2 separate regions of the Mus musculus genome follow, and region 2 is linked to region 1. A link is a loop called in an ENCODE intact Hi-C map of the cell type or tissue named here. Cell type or tissue: heart. All regions are shown on one strand. Each heading gives the region's core, and the rest is flanking DNA. Links, peaks and the distances in the headings are about the cores only. Region 1 holds the start of Gm4876 (predicted gene 4876). Region 2 has its middle 26 kb from the start of Gm52892.

Evidence for each region. Hi-C counts contacts between places; a loop is a spot of excess contacts. Peaks named below come from ENCODE experiments on the same cell type or tissue, not always from the same donor. Only the 100,000 strongest peaks of a DNase experiment are listed, where the experiment ranks them.
Region 2: a loop joins it to region 1, with 2.3 times the contacts of the local background. A loop is called at or near these places in 2 of 42 quality-filtered maps.

What each region holds. Positions count from the first base shown.
Region 1 is chr6:17,169,496-17,172,408 of GRCm38, reverse strand. Gm4876 (predicted gene 4876) reads left to right here and starts at 576. Exons shown (of 3, transcript NR_153844.1): 1 at 576-1,038. In heart, for the core only: no CTCF peak of the experiment used is centred there; DNase peaks (open chromatin) are centred at 748, 1,638 and 2,258; H3K4me3 peaks cover 445 bases; H3K27ac peaks cover 1,663 bases.
Region 2 is chr6:17,223,797-17,226,709 of GRCm38, reverse strand. No RefSeq gene overlaps it. Among named protein-coding and RNA genes, the nearest start is that of Gm52892, 26 kb to the right of the region's middle. In heart, for the core only: no CTCF peak of the experiment used is centred there; a DNase peak (open chromatin) is centred at 1,639.

The sequences.
Region 1 (2,913 bases), core at 119-2,618:
GACCATCAGATATTTATTATCCCAAACAGGAACTCTTGTGAGCACTGAGGCACATTTGTAATTGAACCTGAACTAAGCTGAGACTGTCTTAACAAATCTGGTTGTGCAACCAATCCTGCCCAGGGTACTGGGAAATTTCTGGCCCTTAGACACTAGTCTATTACATTTTTCTTACATGTGGCTGGGCATGTTCTAGTCACTCCCTTTGGGTTATTACAGATGACCATTCTCTGCCTGTGACAGGAACCTAACAGAAAGAAAAAAAATGGCTAAAAAATTTCCGGATGAGTCAGAACACAGACCCTTTGTTAAATGATACAGCTCCAGAATAGAATCTGTAGCAAAGAAAATGGTCTGTACCGAGCCTTTAAAGAAGTCTTTCAATTGATTTTTTTTTTCTTAAGGGATGCCACTACCCACTATTTACAAAGACAGACTTGAAGGGGGAGCAGTAATCCCGCGGGCTGTTTCTAGCAAAGAGGTGGACATTCAGTACCAGGGACACAAGCCCGCTGTTGTAGCTGTCCTGCACTGTTGGTGTGTGTGTGTGTGTGTGTGTGTGTGTGTGTGTGTGTGTGTGTGTGTGTCTTATTTTTGTCTTCGCTCTGTAGCCACATGGCTGTGTTCCCTTTCTGTTTGTTTTCCCATTTCCCTTCTAAATATTTTGCATCATCTGGGAGACTTTGCCAGGCCGAGGTCGGCTCGCTGGAGGACTGCATTCCTCTGATCTGTGGCATTAGGTTGTTGCCATGGCAAAGGCTGCTTACCAGGAGGAACACTTCTCGGAGCTGGGCAATTCCGAGCTCGTTTCTTCCTCTCCTGCACATGCTTGGCTATTCTGACAGCCACACCGGCCCAGAGAGGGCTTTCTCCAATCGTAAACTATGTTCCTGGAACGTGAACTTCATTTTGTTTGCCTTTCAAGATACAGAAGTATTTGGTTCTGTTTATTTTTGTTCCAGATGGGCAGGGCCCTCTTGCCTGTTCTGACTAATCCACTCGTCAGGGCTGGAATCTCCTAACAGTTCCTTCCTCCAGGTAAGTCACGCCACTCAAACCTGTGAGGCAAAAATGCCACAGAGGACAAACGGTGACCCCGTAGTTAACAAAGGCAAGCCATTTGACAGAGGCCTCTGTTGACTGTAAGGATGGCTGGAGGTTCTCTCTCTCTCTCTCTCTCTCTCTCTCTCTCTCTCTCTCTCTCTCTCTCTCTCTCTCTCTTTCTTTCTTTTTTTCAAGAGAAGAAAAGCTTAGTCCTAACTGGACAGGTCTTCCTTCTCACATTCTTGTAGGGGAACTCCGCCTGGGGCGAGATAAGGGCTCAGGGTTGACACCCTGATTATGCCTACCTCTTTATTTGTTATATGTGGACATCGACGCCATCTAATTAATAAGAGCAGGAAACAGTTTTTGTTTTCTCATTGGAGGAAAACATGAAGTAACGGTTTTATCTTAATTTGTCAGGCCTTGCCCTAGAGACCACGGCCATGTGGGCAGATGGCCAAAAGCTGTTCTAAGGCCCAGGCACCAACACCTAAATATAAAAAAGAATGCTAATTGGTTTTCCAGCTGAAAAAGAATAAGGGCCACAGTGCCAAAAAAGGAAACCCCGAGTTTACACAATAGAACCTGATAGCAATCTGGGGCCTCCATTTGTCCTCCTATGGAGAGCGAAACAAAGGGAGGAATTTTGCTCATCCGCCTCTGTAGAAAGCCCGGGCTCTAGTGCAGCTTGGTGCAGCACCAGGCTTCCCACCGTGTTCCTGCCAAATCTTCAAGATTTTTCCTGGCTGCTGTTCAGGAAAGTACAGATCTGTCCGCAGCACGGAAAGTTAAAAAGGCCCTGCTTGGATACGCTGAGTATATACAAACACTGCCTGACGTATGGAGCGGGTGGCTTCGGCACAAGCTGCTACTGGCCTCCTAAGCCACCGGTGGGAGACTGGTAGAAGTCATTTTGATGAAGTAATTGGGATTTTAGCAAGAGAAGACTAATAGACATATTTTCAGAAAATCGGCATGCCTTTTTCACTTTAAGGACTACTCACCTTACTTTTCTCATTAGTACATCGACTAACTTTCAAAACGCAAATCATGTGGTGACTGAACTGGGTCACATTGAGCCATCTCTAACATAAAGGTTGATTCTGTCATCTCTAGATGCAGGGCACTAATTACTGTCACCATGAAGGGCACTTGACTAGGAGCCACTGTCCCCGCAGGGGTCTGAGCTGAGACTCTGACACCGATTTGCTGGTTGGCAGTCTTGTCTGGAACTTCATCCTGTAAGTCCGGGAGAACCTCACCAATGAGAGTGTGACTCATTAAAAAGGATTTTGGGAGAAAGTCAATCGGCTGTCTGTGAATTCTAGGCTGCCTTGGTCTATAGAGCAACCAGCCAGGGCTACATAGTAGACCATGTCTCCTCTACTGAACAAAAGAGTTTGAAGTCAGAATGTTGCTCTCATTTCATTGCCGTCACTGGAGAATTCAGTTATTAATTAATGCAAGGTGTAGTGAATTTTCGTATGTATGTGTACGTGTTTGTTTGTATGGGCGCATAAGTGTGCAAAGGGCAGAGGTTGCGATTAGGGTGTTTTTTCTTTTTTCTTTTTTGGAATGAGATCGCTCACTGAGCACGGAGCTTAGCTGTTCTGTCATACTGTCTAGCCAGATACTCTGGGGATCCTCGTGTTTGCACCCCAGCGTTGTGATTCTACGGGCATCCCATTATGTTTGGCTCTTTTCCTGGGTGCCGGGAATCTGAATTCAGGACCTCATGCTTGTATGGGAAACACCTCACTGAGTGAACCATCCATCCAGACTCCTTAAAGTGATCTTTAATTATGTGTTTTTGTTTGTTTGTTTGTTTGTTTTTATTGGATATTTTCATTATTTATATTTCAAATGTTT
Region 2 (2,913 bases), core at 94-2,593, 54 kb before region 1:
GTGACCACTTGTTCTGGGCCAGGAAGTTAGTAAGGAGCAGAGAGATGCCTACAGTGTGTGTGGGGTGGGGTGGGGGCAGGAAGTGCCTGGATCTTGGGAGGACACACTCAGCCTTACCAAGTGTCCTGGCATGGTTCAGTGTCCCACAGACGGTGTCTGCATTCCAGCTGGATCACATAGACCTAGAAGATCTTTGAATATGAACCCTTGTCAGAGCAGCCGTGGTGCTGGATTAAAAGACCTCTACAACAGCTTATATGAATGAAGTGATGGGTTTTCAAACATGGCTTCTTATTTACCAAATCTGTATAGGTAGGAAGACAAAGTTATTCAAACCTACCTGATGTGCTTAGCTAAGGCTTATATTCTGCCTACAGATGTGATTTTTGAATGAGACCAAATATGGAGATTTTTCTAAGATAAAAAAGTATCTAAACCTCTGTCAAAATTCAAAATTCAAAGTGTCAGGTCAAGTGCAAGTGGTCTAGTTTACATCAGGGAGACGGGGCTGGCTGTGCGTCAGCAATTTGTGATGAACAGAGCCTGGAAAACCTTGGAAGGGTTGTAAATTCTGCCACTTCTGGTCAAATTCTTTGGACCCCTTTTATTTCAGTAGATGTTTCTCTACTCGTGTGTGTGTGTGTGTGTGTGTGATGTGTAGGTCTCTGTGGGTGAATGTCTGAGTGTGTGCATGTGCCCATGTGTGTCTATCTGTCTCTCCCTGTGTGTGTGTGTGTGTGTGTGTGTGTGTGTGTAGCATGTGCAGGTCTGTGTGGGTCGGTGTCTGAGTGTGTGTATGTGTCTATGTGTCCATGTGTCCATGAGTGTGTGTGTGTGTTGTGTAGGTCTCTGTGGGTGGGTATCTGAGTGTGTGCATGTGCCCATGTCTGTCTGTCTGTTGGTCTGTTTCTCTCCCTCTCTCTCTCTCTCTCTCTCTCTCTCTCTCTCTCTCTCTCTCTCTCTGTGTGTGTGTGTGTGTGTGTGTGTCTGTTTTGTTATATGTGTGCCAGAATACTTACCTGTGCTGCAAGTGTCCTGGACAAAGGTTGACTTCTCCAGCACTGTCCACCTTGTTTATTGAGATAGAGTCTCTCGCTGAATCTTGAACTTACTGCTTCATCTGGACTATTTTAGCCATAAAATCTCTCCTGCTTCTATTCTCTAGTGCTAGGTTATAGAGATGCCACCTACTAAGGTATCTCTCCAACCAGTTTTTTTTGTTTGGATGACGTCACCATTTTACTTTGTTTTGGGATTTCATCCAGGGTCTTACCATGTTCCCCAGGATGGTCTGCCTTGGGTTCTTGAGTGTTAAGATTATAGGTATGAACCAACATGCTTTCCAAGATGGTTCCACTTATACTTATTTGTTCATGACATTCGAGATCTTTCCTCCTTCCAAAGTCTGAGGTTTCACTTATAGCAACCAAATCTTCACACTTCCCACATATGGCAACTTCTTACCAGTTTTCCAATTCAACTTACCATTTGTACTTATCCATGTCATATTAGAGGGTCAGTTATCTCCCACTATTTTCAGTTTATCTTTACGATTATCCTCCTGATGTCATACGACTCGAAGTTCCACTTAGTCTATTAAGGTTGTGGCTACACTGGCTGTGAGCCCAGCTAAGAGGAAAAAATGCCGACTTCTAGGGAGTGGAATTTCTGAGTCACACATCCTTGCCCTGCTTCTCTTATACAGATGTATCCTCAAAGGATGGGGGCCATTCTGAAGAGGCATTTCCCTGTTTGGACCAAGATTCTCGAAAACAATTAACCATTTAATTTATCCAAAAGTTCTTTTTCTTCCCTCCCTCATTAGTGGTATTACAGGTTCATTCCAGGAGACTTTAACACAAGTGCCATGTAATTTTCTAATTGTCATTGGACATTTAGAGTTGGGTATTCCAGAACGTTCGGGAACTGCTCTGCAGGGGTTAATTTTGGGGGGATCAGATGTTACTTTAGGATTGAGGGAGCCACCTGCAAAAGCTCTCTGTAGGATGTAGGCTTTATGGGACCTAGGTACTGTCATGTCTTGAATGGCAAATCATCTCAGTGCTATTCCATGCCCCATAAAGTAGTGATGACTAAAAGACGCTTGGACTCAGCAGAGGAAGAGAGCTTTTATACTCTAGGCAGATTTTGCATTTGAAATATTCATATATGCGTATAGCAGCATGGTTCTACATGTCAGGTTGTGGTTCTCTGTTCTATTGCTGTTATATTTTTACATGCTGCTATGTTTTAGTAGTCCATAAATACTAAAATACTTTATGGCAAAACCCCTCTTACTAAAATCCCTTACACGTTTAACATTATCTTTTTGCTTTGATTTACTGATGGCCTCTCTAAAGACGGCACTATGACCCTTGACCACAGTGACAAGTCAGAGGCTCCCTTCAACTCTCACCTGCAATCTGTCATACTCCAACCCTGACCCACACACTAAAAGCACATGCCTGGAGAAAGAGAAAGATTCTGTGACAGAGCATTAGAAAACAATTCAGAGGCTGCTAGAGAAACATTCTGTGTGGGATACTTGTTTCTTACTGTGACAGACAAAGTATGAAAGAGCTGAACCTTTTACTGAACCTTCTTCAAGGCTGATTAGCTGGCTAGGACTTTAAAGACTATAGTATAATATCATTAGGATTCATTTCATTGCCTTTTTTTTCAGCAGTTTCATTTGGTTCTATCCTTGGTCTCTGGACCGATCAGCCTCTACTTCCTGACCTTCCACTCAGTGTCAGGCCACAGCTCCCTCTTATGGCAAGGGTCTCTAGTTGGTCTAGTCATTGCTTGGCCACTCCAACAAGTTCTGGGCCACCATTACCCGGTACATATTGCAAACAGGATGTATTGAAGGTCAAGGGTTTTGTGTCTGGGTTGATATTCCAGTCCCACTGT